Regions from separate parts of the Homo sapiens genome. Here region 2 is linked to region 1. Evidence: read pairs that join two places in POLR2A ChIA-PET (ENCODE). Cell type or tissue: CD4-positive, alpha-beta T cell. All regions are shown on one strand.

Evidence for each region. ChIA-PET counts read pairs that join two places held together with the same protein. Peaks named below come from ENCODE experiments on the same cell type or tissue, not always from the same donor. Only the 100,000 strongest peaks of a DNase experiment are listed, where the experiment ranks them.
Region 2: POLR2A ChIA-PET joins it to region 1 with 10 read pairs; 7 of 35 experiments call an interaction of 5 or more read pairs at or near these places.

The regions. Positions count from the first base shown.
Region 1 is chr1:46,061,238-46,069,237 of GRCh38, forward strand. It overlaps P3R3URF-PIK3R3 (P3R3URF-PIK3R3 readthrough), which reads right to left. Exons shown (of 10, transcript NM_001303427.2): 4 at 5,674-5,854; 5 at 4,817-4,942; 6 at 692-834. It overlaps PIK3R3 (phosphoinositide-3-kinase regulatory subunit 3), which reads right to left. Exons shown (of 10, transcript NM_003629.4): 4 at 5,674-5,854; 5 at 4,817-4,942; 6 at 692-834. Among named protein-coding and RNA genes, the nearest start is that of PIK3R3, 67 kb to the right of the region's middle. RefSeq lists enhancers at 805-2,004, 4,357-4,406. In CD4-positive, alpha-beta T cell, no CTCF peak of the experiment used is centred here; a DNase peak (open chromatin) is centred at 4,344; H3K4me3 peaks cover 461 bases.
Region 2 is chr1:46,161,881-46,169,880 of GRCh38, forward strand. All of the region lies in intron 1 of P3R3URF-PIK3R3 (P3R3URF-PIK3R3 readthrough), which reads right to left. It also overlaps a transcript of PIK3R3 not described here. Among named protein-coding and RNA genes, the nearest start is that of TSPAN1, 9.2 kb to the right of the region's middle. RefSeq lists an enhancer at 5,133-5,202. In CD4-positive, alpha-beta T cell, no CTCF peak of the experiment used is centred here; DNase peaks (open chromatin) are centred at 4,751 and 5,271; H3K4me3 peaks cover 1,315 bases; H3K27ac peaks cover 893 bases.

The DNA.
Region 1 (8,000 bases):
CTAGGAATAATCTTTGACTTCTCCCACACCTACCATATCTGGTCAGGCATGAAGTCCTTAGCATTCCCATGACCTCCCGCTTCTTTTCTGCTATTTCTCTAGTCCAGGCCCTCATTATCGTTTAACCTGATGACCACAACTGTTGCAGTCATGTGCAAGTCAGGCTGGTGTTCCTGCCTACAGTCTTGTTCTACTACAATTTATTCTCAGACTGCTGCCAAAGTTGATATTCAATTCAAAAAAATATTCGATGAGCACCCATTATGTACTCCCATACATAAGTAGGTACTAGGGCTACCAGGGAAAATAAGCCACCATGCCTACTCTCAATGAGTTTACAGTTGAGTGGGCGTGGCATTCAGTAAATGTTACACTAGGGATCAGGACCAGGCACTGTAGGGACCCAAAATACAGCCCCTAAATTGGTCTCCGGAATCAGGGAACAGTTTCTAGAAAAGATGATATCTAACCTGAAGTCCTAACGGATAAGCAGGAGTTTATCCGTTTGGGAGAATGAACAAAGAGCAGAGGAGAGAGGAAGTTCAATTTGGTGCCATTAGTGGAAACAGCAAGTGGTTCCAATAGTAGGGCTGTGCAGTTTGAGGGGGTAAAAGAAAACAAGACAGAAATTATTGGGGAAGAAAAGAAATCCTGTCTCACTGATGCCCTTGGAGGTACTAAGTAGACTTACCGTTCAATCTCCTTTTCATTCCCCTCTCTGCGAAATCGCTCAATATATTCTTTGCTATGTTGTTCTTGTGTGTGACACTGCTCTTCAAATATTTTAATTGTTTCATTAAAAGCTTCTATTGCAGTCCTCTTCATCTGTATTTCCTACAGGAGAGAAAAAGAAAAAACACAGGCTTCATTATCTTTATTATTTTCTTCTAACCTTGGTCTTAAACAAATTTTGTAATTCCAGTTATTAATGTAATCCCATATAACACCTAGTCTTTCAAAAGTCTTCTCCTTGTTTAGGAGGACTAAAACAAGAGCTTTTATTCAACCCCTACTCTATTACTTGTATGTAAAATACATCATTTAAACTATAAAATAGGCCAGGCGTGGTGGCTTACACCTGTGATCTCAGCACTTTGGGAGGCCGAGGCAGGCAGATCACTTGAGGTCAGGAGTTCAAGACAGCCTGGCCAACATGGCAAAACCCCGTCTCTACTAAAAATACAAAAATTAGCCAGGCGTGGTGGCGGGCGCCTGTAATCCCAGCTACTCAGGAGGCCGAGGCAGGAGAATTGCTTGAACCCGGAAGGCAGAGGTTGCAGTGAGCTGAAATTGTGCCACTGCACTCCAGCCTGGGCGACAGGGCAAGACTTTGTCTCAAAAAAACAAAAAGGCATCTGAATCACAATTCCCCAAAAATCTTCAGGTTAAATTTTGTTCAGTTTGCTTTTTAGAAAGGCAATAAATATGCATAAGGGTCTAGAAAAACTGCTGTCCTGAATGTTTACAATTCTAGAAGTTTTGATGTTTATGGGATAATTCCTACATTATCTAGCACTTACTAGGCTGGGGTGTTTGGTTTTGGTTTTGGCTTTGGTTTCGGTTTCGGTTTCAGTTTTGGTTGGTGGGTGGGTGGGTGGATTGGTTTTTTTAAAACTGTTGCCTAAGCTGGACTTGAAATCCTGGGCTTAAGGGATCATTCCACCTCAGCTTCCCAACTAGTTGAGACTTTAGGGGGGCACCACACACCTAGCTTAAGCATTTGTCACTTTCGGCAATTGATTACTGAGAATCCACTATACAGAAATTACCATCTGGTGATAGAGATTTGTGAAACGTGAAGTCTGCCCTCCAGGACTCAGAATATACAGGTGGAACAGATTTCTGAACTCTAATAAGGTTTGGTTTCATGTCATGGAAGAGGCAACCAGTTATTTATTAACTAGTTATTTATTGCTTTACAGAGACTTCACAGAGGAGGTGACACTTAAGCTAGGTCTTAAAGAACTGAGATAGAGGAAGAAAATACAGCACTGCACAAAGGAGGCATGGTATAATGTATACATAAAATAACAAGGCATGTTCAAGGATTAGTAATTGCCCAGTAGGGCTAGAACATTAGAGGATTAGCAGATGAGGGAGGCTGGAACCTTGTGATAGTCCATACAGTTAAGATTACATCATATGTATCTTAATACTAAAAAGTAACTAGAATTCCCATATGCCAAATATCTTGGTACTAATTCTACAACTCTTAAATTATAGTGGAGAGCTTTAGCTCCCTTGCCAAGTTAGAAATTACCTATAAAGTTCTGGCCCTGGATCTTCAAAGAAAACACTAATAATTTAGACTTTATTAACACTGGTAGATATATTGGTAAGTAGAACAGCAAAGGGAAAAGTATTTGATATCACTACTAAGTCAGCACCTCCCCCATCAACAATGCCACTATACCACTACACCTGCCACCAAAACTATAAACCTACCTGTTCACCTCCTCTCTTCCTTCCCCTCCCTTTATTTACATGTGCTCTGGGTCTCAGCTCCCCTTCCTTTCTGGGTACTTCACTCTATCGTATCAGCTAACCCCTTTTACATCATTAACTCTCCCAGTCTAATGGTTCCTTCTTAGCAGCATATAAACAAGCTCTGGTAACAACACTTTGAAAAAAAAGCATTCTTATTCCAAAACTCTCTTCAAATCACAGATAAGCTTCTTAAAGAGTTGTTTATGGCTGGGCACCGGTGGCTTACGCCTGTAATCCCAACACTTTGGGAGGCTGAGTCGGGTCGATCACTTCAAGTCAGGGGTTCAAGACCAGCCTGACCAACATGGCGAAATCCCATCTCTACTAAAAATACAAAAATTAGCCAGATATGGTGGTGGATGCCTGTAATCCCAGCTACTCAGGAGGCTGAGGCAAGAGAATCACTTGAATCTGGGAGATGGAGGTCACAGTGAGCCGAGATCGTGCCACTACACTCCAGCCTGGGCAATAGAGTGAGACTCTGTCTCAAAAAAATAAGTAAGTAAAATAAAAAATAAAAATAAAAAAAGAGCTGGCCAGGCACGGTGGCTCACGCCTGTAATCCCAGCACTTTGGGAGGCCGAGATGGGCGGATCACCTGAGGTCAGGAGTTTGATACCAGCCTGGCCAACATGATGAACCCCTGTCTCTACTAAAAATACAACAATTTGCCGGGCATGGTGGTGCACGCCTGTAATCCCAGCTATTCGGGAGGCTGAGGCAGGAGAATTGCTTGAACCCGGGAGGCGGAGGTTGCAGTGAGCTGAGATGGTGCCACTTCACTCCAGCCTGGGCGACAGAGCAAGATTCTGTCTCATAAAAATATCAATAATAAAATAAAATTTAGGTCAATAAATGTCAAAAGAATATAACTTTAATGAATATATTTACTAACAACAAAACTAATTTAAATTAGAAATAAATATTTGAAAGTCCCAAATATTTAGAAATTAAAAACACAAGGGGCAAAAGAAGAAATCACAAAAAATAGAAAATATTAAAAACTGAATAATAAGGAAAACAGTATGATAAAATTTGTGAGATGCATATACACAGTGCTTAAAGGAAAATGTATTGCTTTAAATGCTTATTTTAGAAAAGAGAAAGTTTTTAAACCAATGAACAAAATTTCCACCTTAAGAAGCTAGGAAAAGAGAAAATTAAACTGAAAGCAAGCAGAAAAAAATTAGAAAGAGCAGAAATTCATGAAACAGAAAGTAAACACTAAAAAAATCCATTATTGTTATCTACTAGAAAGAGCCCAAGGTAAGTTATTGTTGCACTAAGAATTCACTAGGAATTAAGTCGAATCAACATAGACTAATGCTTCTATAAATCATTTGATATTCAAAATAATAACCTGTGTTCCAAGACAATGTACATGAGAAATACAGTTAAATACATTTTCCTAAGCCACTTCTACCCAAATATTATAAAAGGTAAACTTCTCTGAAGATATTCACCTTCATCAAAATTCCAAACACTTTTGACAAACTATGTAACAACTTAGGGCAAATTAAACCAATCCAAGTCTAGCTAAAAAACAATCTAAAAAGTAGTCAGGCCTAAGAAGTCCTAGGAAAGAAACTAGATTATTCAACAGAATTTTGCTCTATATCATAAATATGAAAAGTATTACTGGCTATTAAAGTTAATGATCTAAAAACTGTGTAGCTAACTAAGTCTACTAGTAAGCCCACAATTTCCATCCATCAGCTCCTTCTTCCTCAGTAAATCCCCACATTAGCTGAACACACCTGACCAAATAAAAACTAGATTTCTCAGCCTCCCCTACAGCTAGCTGTGACCTGTAGCTAGGTATGCCCATGTGACTTAGTTCTAGCCAGTGGGATAAAAGTGAAAGCAGAGTGTGCTCCTTCTAGGAAGTTGTCTTAAAGATAGAGAACCTTCCTTTCTCCTTCCTATTCTTACTTCCTGTTTACTAGAATATGGTTGTGATGGCTGATATTAGAGTAAGCCCTCTTCCACAGATAGCAAAGCATCAAGACAGAAAATGTCTATAAGTTCTGAGGATGGTGGAGTTACCCTAACACCCCTGTAGTGCCTATATACACATGAAAGAAAACTAAATTTCTATCTGAAGCCTTTGGTTTTATTTTGTCACTTGTGACCAGTTAATATTAACTGATACAAATTATATCCTTAACCAATTAAGAAGGGAGGGGAATTTATATCATTAAAGTTTCAAAAAGGCTGTTTAAGCCTTTAAGACATTAAAACAGCTAAAGATCATCAAGTGAATGATCGAAAATTTGATGTAACTAAAACATTGCACACATATTAGTCAAAAACAACATAATATACCAACCTGGGATGTTCTAGTATATTCTTCATACAGCCTATCATACTCTTTACTCTTCTCCTGATACTGAGAGTGGTATTCTTGCAGTTTTTTACCTACTGCATCAATATTATCTTCTTTTACCAACTGATCCTATACAGGTAAAGAAAAAAATAAAGAATGTTAACAATTCTGACATATGTGGAAATAGATTTTCCACATCTATTTTTTAAAGGAAAATATCACCTCAACCATCTATTAAACTATATTTCAACTGTACAACTTTAAGCCACTGTATTAATATCAAGCACACAAATGTACCAAATCCTTTGATAATATTAAGATCAGCCTTTAAGTCACATCAAAATGATTAATACTTTAAAAATTAAGAAATGAAGTGGGAGACATAAACATAAGTATTTTTATATAAAGGTAACAAGTACATGCAATAAGATATTACAGAAGGGTAGCCACAAAATAAGTTCCAAAAATATCTAAAATCTTAAGTATGCACTAGGCGCAATGACTCATGCCTATAATCCCAACACTTTGGGTGGTCAAAGTGAGATGACTGCTTGAGCCCAGGAGTTCAAGACTAGCCTGGGCAACATGGCAAGACCCTGAAGTTGTGGCATGCACCTGTGATCCCAGCTACCGGGGAGGCTGAGGCAGGAGGACCACTTGAGCCCAGAAGGTCAAGACTGCAGTGAGCCATATTCATGCCACTGCAATCCAGCCTGGGCAACAGAGACCCTGTCTCAAAGTAAATAAATAAATAACAAAATGGCTAGTTTTTTAAAACTGATAAGCCTGGTAAATAAAATCAAATAAGGCTGTTAAATAATCACTTGCTCAATAGCTAGCAAGGATTTCCATAATCATACCTGTTGGTATCTGGACACTGGGTACATCAGCTTCACATCAAGTTTGGGATTGTACTGAGCAAGAGATTCATGGTGATAGTGGTTAATGAGCTCCACCACGGAATTAAATGTCAGAGGATCAGAAAAGCCATATTTACCATCCCGGTGATAGATCTTTATTAACTTATTATTGCCTCCCTTCCTGTGAACAACAAGACAACAACTGTGGATTTTTTTCCCCCAAATTCAACTGAACTACTGCTTTCATATGGAGACGTGAAAGCTTGGTGTCACATGATAAACAAGTTTTACTATGTTAATGAGGCTGGAAGGAGTGAAAAGGCATGTTATTCTGTGTGTGAACATATATATATATATATATATATATAATTCATTTTGCATTGTTTTGTCCATAAAATACTTTGGTTATTAAAGGTCAACATATCTACACAGCATTCAGTATGAACAAATGTAGCAAAAAAAATCACTTAAGAAAAATAAAACAGAAGTAAATTCTATTTTTGTTTATATTCTGAATGAATTTTCAAATTTAAATTCTATCAATATTTTTATCAGGAAGAACAGAAAAAATCTCTTAAGGACCTAAAGATATGTGGTTGTATGTCTCTGTGGGGGGAGCAGAAGCCATCTCTATATGAAGGGAATGATAAACATTTGTCACACAATCACCAACATACTCAAGGTTTTGTTGTTAATGCACAAACATAACTGAGCTCCTTAATCTATGATTTATAGCTGCATAATTAATCTAGAACCTTATACTATTTTGTCTTTTACACTTGCTTATAATTCTCAGAAATGACTGTTCAGGCAATCACAACATGTAAATGATTCAAGTCATTCAACTGTTTTACAAAGTATAGCTTTTGAAGAGCTATGTATATTAGATGAATGTAATTTCATGCTTGGACAGTTCAGGCCACCTTTGTTTACTGAGTCATATCTAAATGGACCCTTAAAAGATAATTTATAACTAAAGTTTAAAATAGCAATGTTTTGCAAGTCCCATAAGGCATAATCTAAAACCACAGCAGGTTGATTCATAGCAAAATGCTGTACCATTCCCATTCAACCATTCTTACAGCAGCACGCAGGCTTATGCCCCTAACTCTCTTTATGCCATGCCATTTTATATAAATAGCATTTACATAAATGACCATTTTATATAAATGACCTTTTTGTAAAAGGTCAAACACAGTAAGATTGACCCTATAAGCTGATTTAAACAATGTTTAGGTCAGTTTTTAGATGGATGATAAATTATTTCTATTAAATATACATGAGAAGGACCATCTAATCATATACAGTTACTATAAATGTGTACACTCACACATACAATAATTGCAAGCTGGCCTCTCTGTTAAAGTTAAAAGACATTCATTCATTTAAAATTATGTGCTGAATATCTATGTGCCAGGAATTACACAATGCACTACAGATATATGATAAACAAGCCAGACACAGTCCATGCTCTCATGGAGCTTCCAGTTTAACAGCATAAGGAACATATCTCTGTCTTTCAGTTTATTAAGGAAGATAACAAACTTCTCAAGATAGAACACAAAAATAAACAACTAAATATACCAAATAGTAATAAGTCTGTTGGGAAAAAAAATAAAGCAGAGTAAAGGGAAAGGAGTTCTTGTGATGGAGGAATTGTTTGTACTGCTCAAGGAAAACCTCTCTGTTCAGGTGACATTTGAACAGAGTTCTAAGTGAAGTGAGGGAGCTAGTACAGCAGATATGTACGGGAAGTTTCCTAGAGAGAGGTGCGGTAAGGGCATGCTTGGCATGTTCGAGGAACAGCAAGAAGGCCAGTGATGCTGGGCCTGAATGACCAAAAGGGAGAGTAATAGGAGACTAGGTAAGACATGTAAAAGGAGCTTAGATTATGTAATAACAGTCTGTAGGTTACTGTAAGGGCTTTAGCTTTTACTGAGTGAGAAGGGGAGGCACAAAAAGGTTTTCAGTAGAATCATATAATCTATCTTGTGGCTTAAAAGATTCACTCTAGCTGCTGAGTTGAGAAAAGACTGTTCAAAGGAGGCAGCAGTAGAAGTGGAAAGATCACTTGTGAAACTTTTATAATAATCTAGGCAAGGCATGATGGTGTCTTGGATGAGGGTAGCAGTAGTAGAGGTCATGAGAAATAGTGAGATTCTTAACATATTTTGAAGATAGAGCTGACAGGATTTGCTGATGGCTTGGATACAAATATGACAGAGAGACAAGATAAAGATGATTTCAAGGTTTTTGTCATAAGCAATCAGAAGAATGGAATTGTCATTTATTGACATGAAGAAGGCTATTTAAAAAGAATGTGTTTA
Region 2 (8,000 bases), 100 kb after region 1:
AGGAGATCGAGACCATCCTGGCTAACATGGTGAAACCCTGTCTCTACTAAAAATACAAAAAATTAGCTGGGCGTGGTGGCGGGCACCTGTAGTCCCAGCTGCTTGGGAGGCTGAGGCAGGAGAATGGTGTGAACCCGGGAGGCGGAGCTTGCAGTGAGCCGAGATCGCGCCACCGCACTCCAGCCTGGGCGACAGAGTGAGACTCCGTCTCAAAAAAAAAAAAAAAAAGATTTTCTTCATAGTATTTTTAGAATAGCAAAAAATTAGAAACAATTTATACGTCTAAGGGTAAGAGTTTGGTAAAATAGGCTAAGCATGGTGGCTTGAGTGGGGTGGCTCATGCCTGTAATCCCAGCACTTTGGGAGGCCCAGGTGGGGGACCACTTGAGCCCAGGAGTTAGAGACCAGCCTGGACAACATGGCAAAACCCCATCTCTACAAAAAAATATAAAAATTAGCTGGGAGTGACGGTGTGTGCCTGTAGTTCCAGCTACTCAGGAGGATCACTTGAGCCCAGGAAGCAGAGGTTGCAGTGAACCGAGATCGTCCCACTGCACTCCAGCCTGGGTGACAGAGTGAGACTCCATCTCAAATAAATAAATTAATTAATTAAATTAAAGCGAGATACAAAACTGTCTATGTGGTATAATATTAATAATGTAAAAGAAAACCACATATACCCCAAAATTTAAAAATACATGATACTCTGATTTCCATATATAAAAAATTAGAGCAGTGTTTATTTATTTTTATTTTTCCGAGACAGAGTCTTGCTCTGTCGCCCAGGCTGGAGTACAGTGACACAATCTCGACTCACTGCGACTTCCACCTCCGAGGTTCAAGTGATTCTCCTGCCTCAGCCTCCGAAGTACCTGGGATTACAGGCGTGCACCACCACACCCGGCTAATATTTTGTATTTTTAGTAGAGATGAGGTTTCACCATGTTAGTTAAGCTGGTCTCAAACTCTTGACCTCAAGTGATCCACCCACCTCAGCTTTCCAAAGTGCTGGGATTACAGGCACGAGCCACCATGCCCGACCGCACTGTTTATTTCTTAAAGGATACTTTATATATTTTTTCTTTTTATTTGCCTGTATTTTTCAAGTTTTCTACAATGAACAAACATTACTTAAACATTATTTTGGAAGTCACCTGTTCTTACCTATGAAGAATATGGCCACCCCTTTATACCACATCAGGCTGCTTCAGCCTTTTGGACACCTGAGGGAAAATGCTTGATGGATGACAGATGAAGGTTAGCGACATTTCTTTTATGTCTTAAAACCTTCCCTCAATTATCCACAGAAAGTTTTTCTCATAATTGCCAGTCCTTCTTTAGACAGAATCTATCACTTCATAACATGATGCTTTTTTAAAAAGTAAAATAAAACTGGAGAACAGAACATAAACTTGTGCTGACCCTGATATGAAAATGAATAGACAACTGGGTTTCCAGCTGCTAGTGAAGTACCAGTGCAAAAGGGATGCCCCAGCTGACCAATGCCAGAGACTGAGGTAGAAGTGCCCCCATGTCAGGCTTGCCTGTGGGAGCTGTCTGCAGGAATTCCAGCTTGCCACTTTTTGAGGTCCAAGGACACATTCTGCCTAGAGGTCCTTCAGACAAAAAGGTCTCCCTCACTGCAGGAAACAAGTGATTGTCAATGATTACTAGCTAGAGAGACAGAAAACAAGATGATGCTTCTAGGACAACACAAATGGTACCACCTCCAGGAAGCTTTCCCTGTCTCCTTCCTGATCCCTACTACTCCCCAGATGGCATTCCTCCCCCAAGGAACCATGGCCCTGGTGCTTTCCCTGCCCTCTTAGAGCAGATGTCACCATTGATGATGTGGCAACTGGTACTGTGAGAAGACGTCACACAGACCTTCATTCACCTCCTGGCTCTGCCACTCAATTCCTGAGCCTCAGTTTCCTCAGCTGTAAAATAGAGACGGTAATCTCCACAGCACAGAGCACTGTCCCCCTCCTTGGATTCTCTTTGGGAACAGTCTGACAACCCAGTCCTTGAGCTCATATAACATGATTGTGCCCAGAGAAACTGCCTGGCTGACCAGACCACAAAGGGAGATGCACTAGGACCAGCCCAGTGGTAGCAGGGGCACCCCCTACCTCTAAGGCCTTGCCAGTCAGACCTCCAGTGAGCCACAGCCAGGGAACAAACAACCAGCACTGACGAATAATACCTCTCCCATCTCTGGACAGAGTAGTTAACAGGTAGGAGGATTACAGGACTCCAATTATTGAGGATCTATCTAGGGGTGTGGTCATAGGCATGTCCAAAACTGAACTCAAGCCTCCTGCCAAATATGTTATTCTTCCTGCTCCCTGTCTCAGTGAATAGCACCACCCAGGACCCAAGCTGGAAATTAGGATATCATCCTCATACCTCCCTCTCACTCAATTCCCATTCAATTCATCACCAAGACCTGTCACTTTTACCTCTCAGCTCCATCCATTTCTTTCCATCCCAGGGCCAACACTGTGGTTCATACCACGATCCCTCTCCCCTGAGGCATTACCACAGCCTCCTCTTCACAGGTCTCCTTGACTCCCCACTGCCCCACAGGGAGCTTATCTCCTGCTTCTGCTGAAAACCCCTCAAGGGCTCTCAGGATAAAAACCAGCTTCAACAGGAGAATCGCTTGAACCCGGGAGGCGGAGATTGCAGTGAGCCGAGATTGCGCCATTGCACTACAGCCTGGGCAACAAGAGCGAAACTCCGTCTCAACAACAACAAAAAAAACTGGCCTCAATAACTCCAAGCCCCCCACCTTGCCCCAGTCTGGTCCCTGCTTACCTTTCTAACCTCGTCTCTTTCTACTTCCTGTCTTACACCTGTAGTTTCCCCAGATTTTCTGTCCTGGCTCTTACCTACCTGGTTTTGCTTATGCTATTCCCTCTGTCATTAACATCCTTCTCTTCCTCCCCACTCCCCCATCCCTTTTTTTGAGATGGGGTTCTCACTGTGTGTTCCAGGCTGGAGTGCAGTGGCATGATCATATCTCGTTGCAACCTCAAACTCCTGGGCTCACAGTATCCTCCTGCCTGAGCCTCCCAAGTAGCTGGGACTACAGGTGCATCACTATGCCCAATTAAGTTTTCTACTTTTTTTTAGAGATAGGATCTCACTATGTTGCCCAGACGGGTCTCAAGCAATCTTCCCGTCTCAGTCTCCCGAGTAACTTCCTCCCTTTGTTTCCCCCAGACCAGCTCCTACTCATATTTTGAGATTTAGCTCAGATTTCTACTCTTCCAGAAGACTTTTTGCTCCCCAGTTTGCCACACATACCCCCAAACTAGGCTATGTGTTCTTATTGCTGCCATTTAGGGAGCACTATTCAAACACCTCTGATGCCTTAACTCAACCCTCACAACACCTAGGTATTTCTATTCTTCTTCTTCTTTTTTTTTTTTTTTTTGAGATGGAGTTTCACTCTTGTTGCCCAGGCTGGAATGCAATGGTGTGATCTCGGCTCACCACAACTTCCCCCTCCCAGGTTCAAGTGATTCTCCTGCCTCAGCCTCCTGCGTAGCTGGGATTACAGGCATGTGCCACCATGCCTGGCTAATTTTGTATTTTTAGTAGAGACGGGGTTTACTCCATGTTGGTCAGGCTGGTCTCGAACTCCCGACCTCAGATGATCCGCCGTTCTCAGCCTCCCAAAGTGCTGGGATTACAAGCGTGAGCCACTGCGCCTGGCCCCTATTATTCTTACTTTACAGATAAGAAAACTGAGGCTTGGAGAAGTTGAAGCAAATTTTCCAGGGCCAAACCGTAAGTGGTTCAGCAGTGTTGAAACCCAGGTCTATTTATTTGTTTATTTTTAATTTAAACTGCTGCTTTGTCCTTTTTTTTTTTTTTTTTTTTTTTTTTTTTTTTTTTTTTGAGACTGAGTCTCACTCTGTAGCCCAGGTTGGAGTGCAGTGGCGCGATCTCGGCTCACTGTAAGCTCCGCCTCCTGGGTTCACCCATTCTCCTGCCTCAGCCTCCCGAGTAGCTGGGACTACAGGCGCCCGCCACCGCACCCGGCTAATTTTTTGTATTTTTTTTAGTAGAGACGGGGTTTCACCTGTGTTAGCCAGGATGGTCTCGATCTCCTGACCTCGTGATTCGCCCGCCTCGGCCTCCCAAAGTGCTGGGATTACAGGCGTGAGCCACCGTGCCCGGCCTGTCCTTTTATTATGAAGGTACCAAGAAAAAATAAGAAGCACTCTTTTTTTGGTCAATTTGGTGAACACACTTCATCTGGTATGCATAGGCACTCAATAATACCATCTGTCTATTCCTATGCTTATAGGCTTTTTTCTTTTCTTTTCTTTTCTTTTCTTTTTTTTTCTGAGACAGAGTCTCGCTCTGTCGCCCAGGCTGGAGTGCAGTGACATGATCTTGGCTCAGTGCAACCTCAGCCTCCCAGGTTCAAGCGACTCTTGTGCTTCAGCCCCCGAGTAGTTGGGATTACAGGTGTGCGCCTCCATGCCTGGCTAATTTTTGTATTTTTAGTAGAGACGGGGTTTCACCATGTTGGCCGGGCTGTTCTCCAACTCCTGGCCTCAAGTGATCTGCCCGCCTCTGCCTCCCAAAGTGCTGGGAGGCGTGAGCCACCACACCTGGCCAGGTCATACAAGCTTTTTACACCACAAACTGCAGTTCTCTTTTCTGAAGCTGGAGCCTCTGGAAGTACACAGCACACCCCTAGTTCGGCATGCCCTTCCCCCACCCCTCCTTCCGGTCCCCAGAAGCTTCAGGCTGTCAGGCCCTTGAGTAGTAACTGCTAGTGAGCCCACTTCGCTTCCTTGCGAGGGTACCTCGAGGATGAGAACAGTAATCGGTCGAATTCGCTAGTCGTGTCCAAACTGCGTTTAGACAGGGACAAGCAAGACAATGGAGCCGCTTTCCGGATAGGGGACGTGGATTCTACATCCTCCACCCCACGCCCCCAACCTTAAACATGCTTGCCAGCCTCAAACCTTCAAATTTTCTTTACCAAAACCCAGGCTCAGACCTCGAGACCAGGGTCCAGCCTGTTTAAGGAGCTCCCCAGACCCCGCACTTCTAGCTGCGTTCAACCAGGCTCAGGAGGTCCTTCAAGATCTTGGCTTCCTTTTCCTGACTCCGCGCCCGGCGCGGTTAATTATAGCCCCACCCCGCGACTACCTGCTTCGCTCCCACCCGCGCGCCCAGGACCCTAGCTGCGGGACTCTAGCGGGGAAGGCACCCCCAATTCTGGGCCCTGGCGACCTTGGGTCAGGGCCAGGAAAGGCACTTCCAGCCAAGCGCTGGCGCCGGGTGCGCCTCGCTTTACGGAAAGAACGCCCCGCGAATAAATCCGGAGCGGATTTGCATCACAGCAGCCGCGAGAAGGCTAGCTGCTGCCAAAGCTCCGAAGCTCTGGATGTCCCCATCCCTTCCTGGTCCAGAGACGAGGGTGTGGGGGGATGGGAAATGGGGCAGTGGGGAGGAAGCTACTGCAAGGAGGGGGTGTGCACCCTGGCCTTGAAACCTGGGTGGAGGCGCAGCTAGCTAGGTGAGGAGCAGCCTCCTCCTCTAGGCCAGATCTCGAGGTGGGCCTGGGTTCTCGTGGAGGGAGATAAGGGTAAAGGCTTTGTGTGTATGTGTGTCTTGGATTAAAGGAAACTGCCAGCCTGGAGGTGGTGAGTATAACAGCCCCCACCTCTACTGTTAAGAATCTCCCAGCTGTAGTCTCACCAGGTTCCCCCTACCTGCTCCTTCTGGGGTCCTCATATCCCTGAGGCCTGCACCTTGGTGACTACTGTGTGCTCACAGAGCACAGGCATCCTGACCTCAAGTCCTGGCCCTGGCTATACTGCTGCCCTTCAGTCATCTCACACGGCCAATCAGTGCCCGCTCTGGGCTTCCACTCACGCTGTTTCTCAATCAAGAAAGTTCTTTCCCCTTTGCATTAGCTAAAATTTTGCCCATTCTTTAAGCCCAATTTAAAAACTACCTGTGGCCGGGTGCAGTGACTCATGCCTGTAATCCCAGCACTTTGGGAGGCTGAGGACAGCAGATCACTTGAAATCAGGAGTTTGAGACCAGCCTGGCCAACATGGTGAAACCCTGTCTCTACTAAAAATACCAAAATTAGCTGTGTGTGGTGGCGCATGCTTGTAACCTCAGCTACTTGGGAGGCTGACGCATGCACTTGAATCTGGGAGGCGGAAGTTGCAGTGAGCCTAGATCACACCACTGCACTCCAACCAGGGCGACAGAGCGAGACTCCATCTCAAAAAAATAAATTAATTAAATTAAATTAAATTTAAAAAAAAATACCTATGCTATCTTCTGTGGAGCCTCTAGGAGGTCTGTGTCCCTACTTCTCTAAGCTCTTAGTATACTAAGTCCAAGCCTCTCTTTTAGCCCTGACATTTTTCTTGGTGTGTCTGCTAGTCTGTTTTCTCCATTAGGGTGCAAGCTCTCAAGAACAAGGACCACGACTGATTCAGTTCTGTGTCCTTGGTGCCAAGGGGAGTGTTGGGGACAGCAGTGGTTCTGTGTGACCCTTGGAAGGGCCTGTTCCCTCTCTGGACCTCAGACTCCTTCACCCTTCCAGTGAGGGAGCTAAATGAGATGACCCCCAGGGCTGCCTCCAGCCCTGACCCTATGAGCCAGTGACCCTATCAGCCAGTGGCTGGATTACCCAGCCTCCTTATCATAACCCAACCTTGGGCAGGGCAGAGCCGGGCTGGAATCAGGGGATCTGAAATCCTCCCACCTCCCTTGGATCAGTTAACTGAGGCAATTGTGCAAGATTGCTGGGAACCTCAAGGCAGTGAATCTGGTGTCAACACATCATGATGCTATCCCAGCTGGAAAGTCCCCCTGCCCCTGGCTCTGGAGGCCTGACAACTAGCTCCAGCTGGGGATGGTGGGGAGGGTGAACTGGCACATCCCAGAAAGTGAAGAAGCCCCCTTTACACCCCCTCCTCAACACACACACACTATCTCCAGGAACAGTGGCATAGCCCCTCAACTCCCTGAAGACCAGTTCAGGACCATTCCACTCTCCACTCCAACCTCCTCACCCCCAGTTCAGCCCAGCTATCTCCAATCTGAGCTGAGACTACCCAGAGTTCCCAAATAGAAGGAACCTTGGTTCAGCTTTTTTCACAGCACAAAAAGCTGTCAGCCCCTATTGCACTTACGAATGGAACTCACTGCCTCTCAGGGCTGCATGGACCACTTCTTCCTGAAACTCTCATCCATGGACTTACATTTTACCTATTGAAGCCTCATGGAGTAATGCTAATCTGAAACCACAGCCCTCAGATTTAGACAGACTTAGTTGAGATTCCAGTTCTGTTACTCCCTAGCTGGATGATCTTAGGCATCTTATCTACCCTCCCTGGACCTCTGTTCCTTCATCTATAAAATGGGAGCAATGATTTATACACAAAGAGTGGTGGTTGTGGGCGTAAGATTTATGAAAACACCCATCATAGGCATTGACACATTTAGGATGTCAAATGTGGGCATTATTTTTATTCCCTATTCCCTGCATTCTCCCCTGAAGCTGCCTGATACTTTTTCTGGAAGCTGGGAATGGAGATACCTGAAGCTAAAACTTCTCTGGACAAAAGCAGGAATATACAATCCTAAAAGCTGCACTTAAACACAATTTTAGACTTCAAAAGACAGCAAAGGAGATTTGAGGCCCAGAGATGGGATAGAACTTGCCAAAGTTCACACAGCAGGTATAAGTAGGTAGAACAGCAGGCAAGCAAGGAGAGGGAGGCAAATGGGCGTGTGAGTAGAGGTCAGGGCTGAGGTATTGAGCTGAATCCAAGGACAGACAGCTGAGCAAGAAGACCTTCAGCTGACATTGCCCCATTTCCCATGCCCAGCAGGGCCTGGCATTTGCCTGTCTTTGGAACTGCTCCTTCTGGGTTCCTGAGTTTGCAGTAGTTTCCCAGAAGTGCTAGGTAAATACCTTTGTTGTTTGCTGAATAACCAGCCCC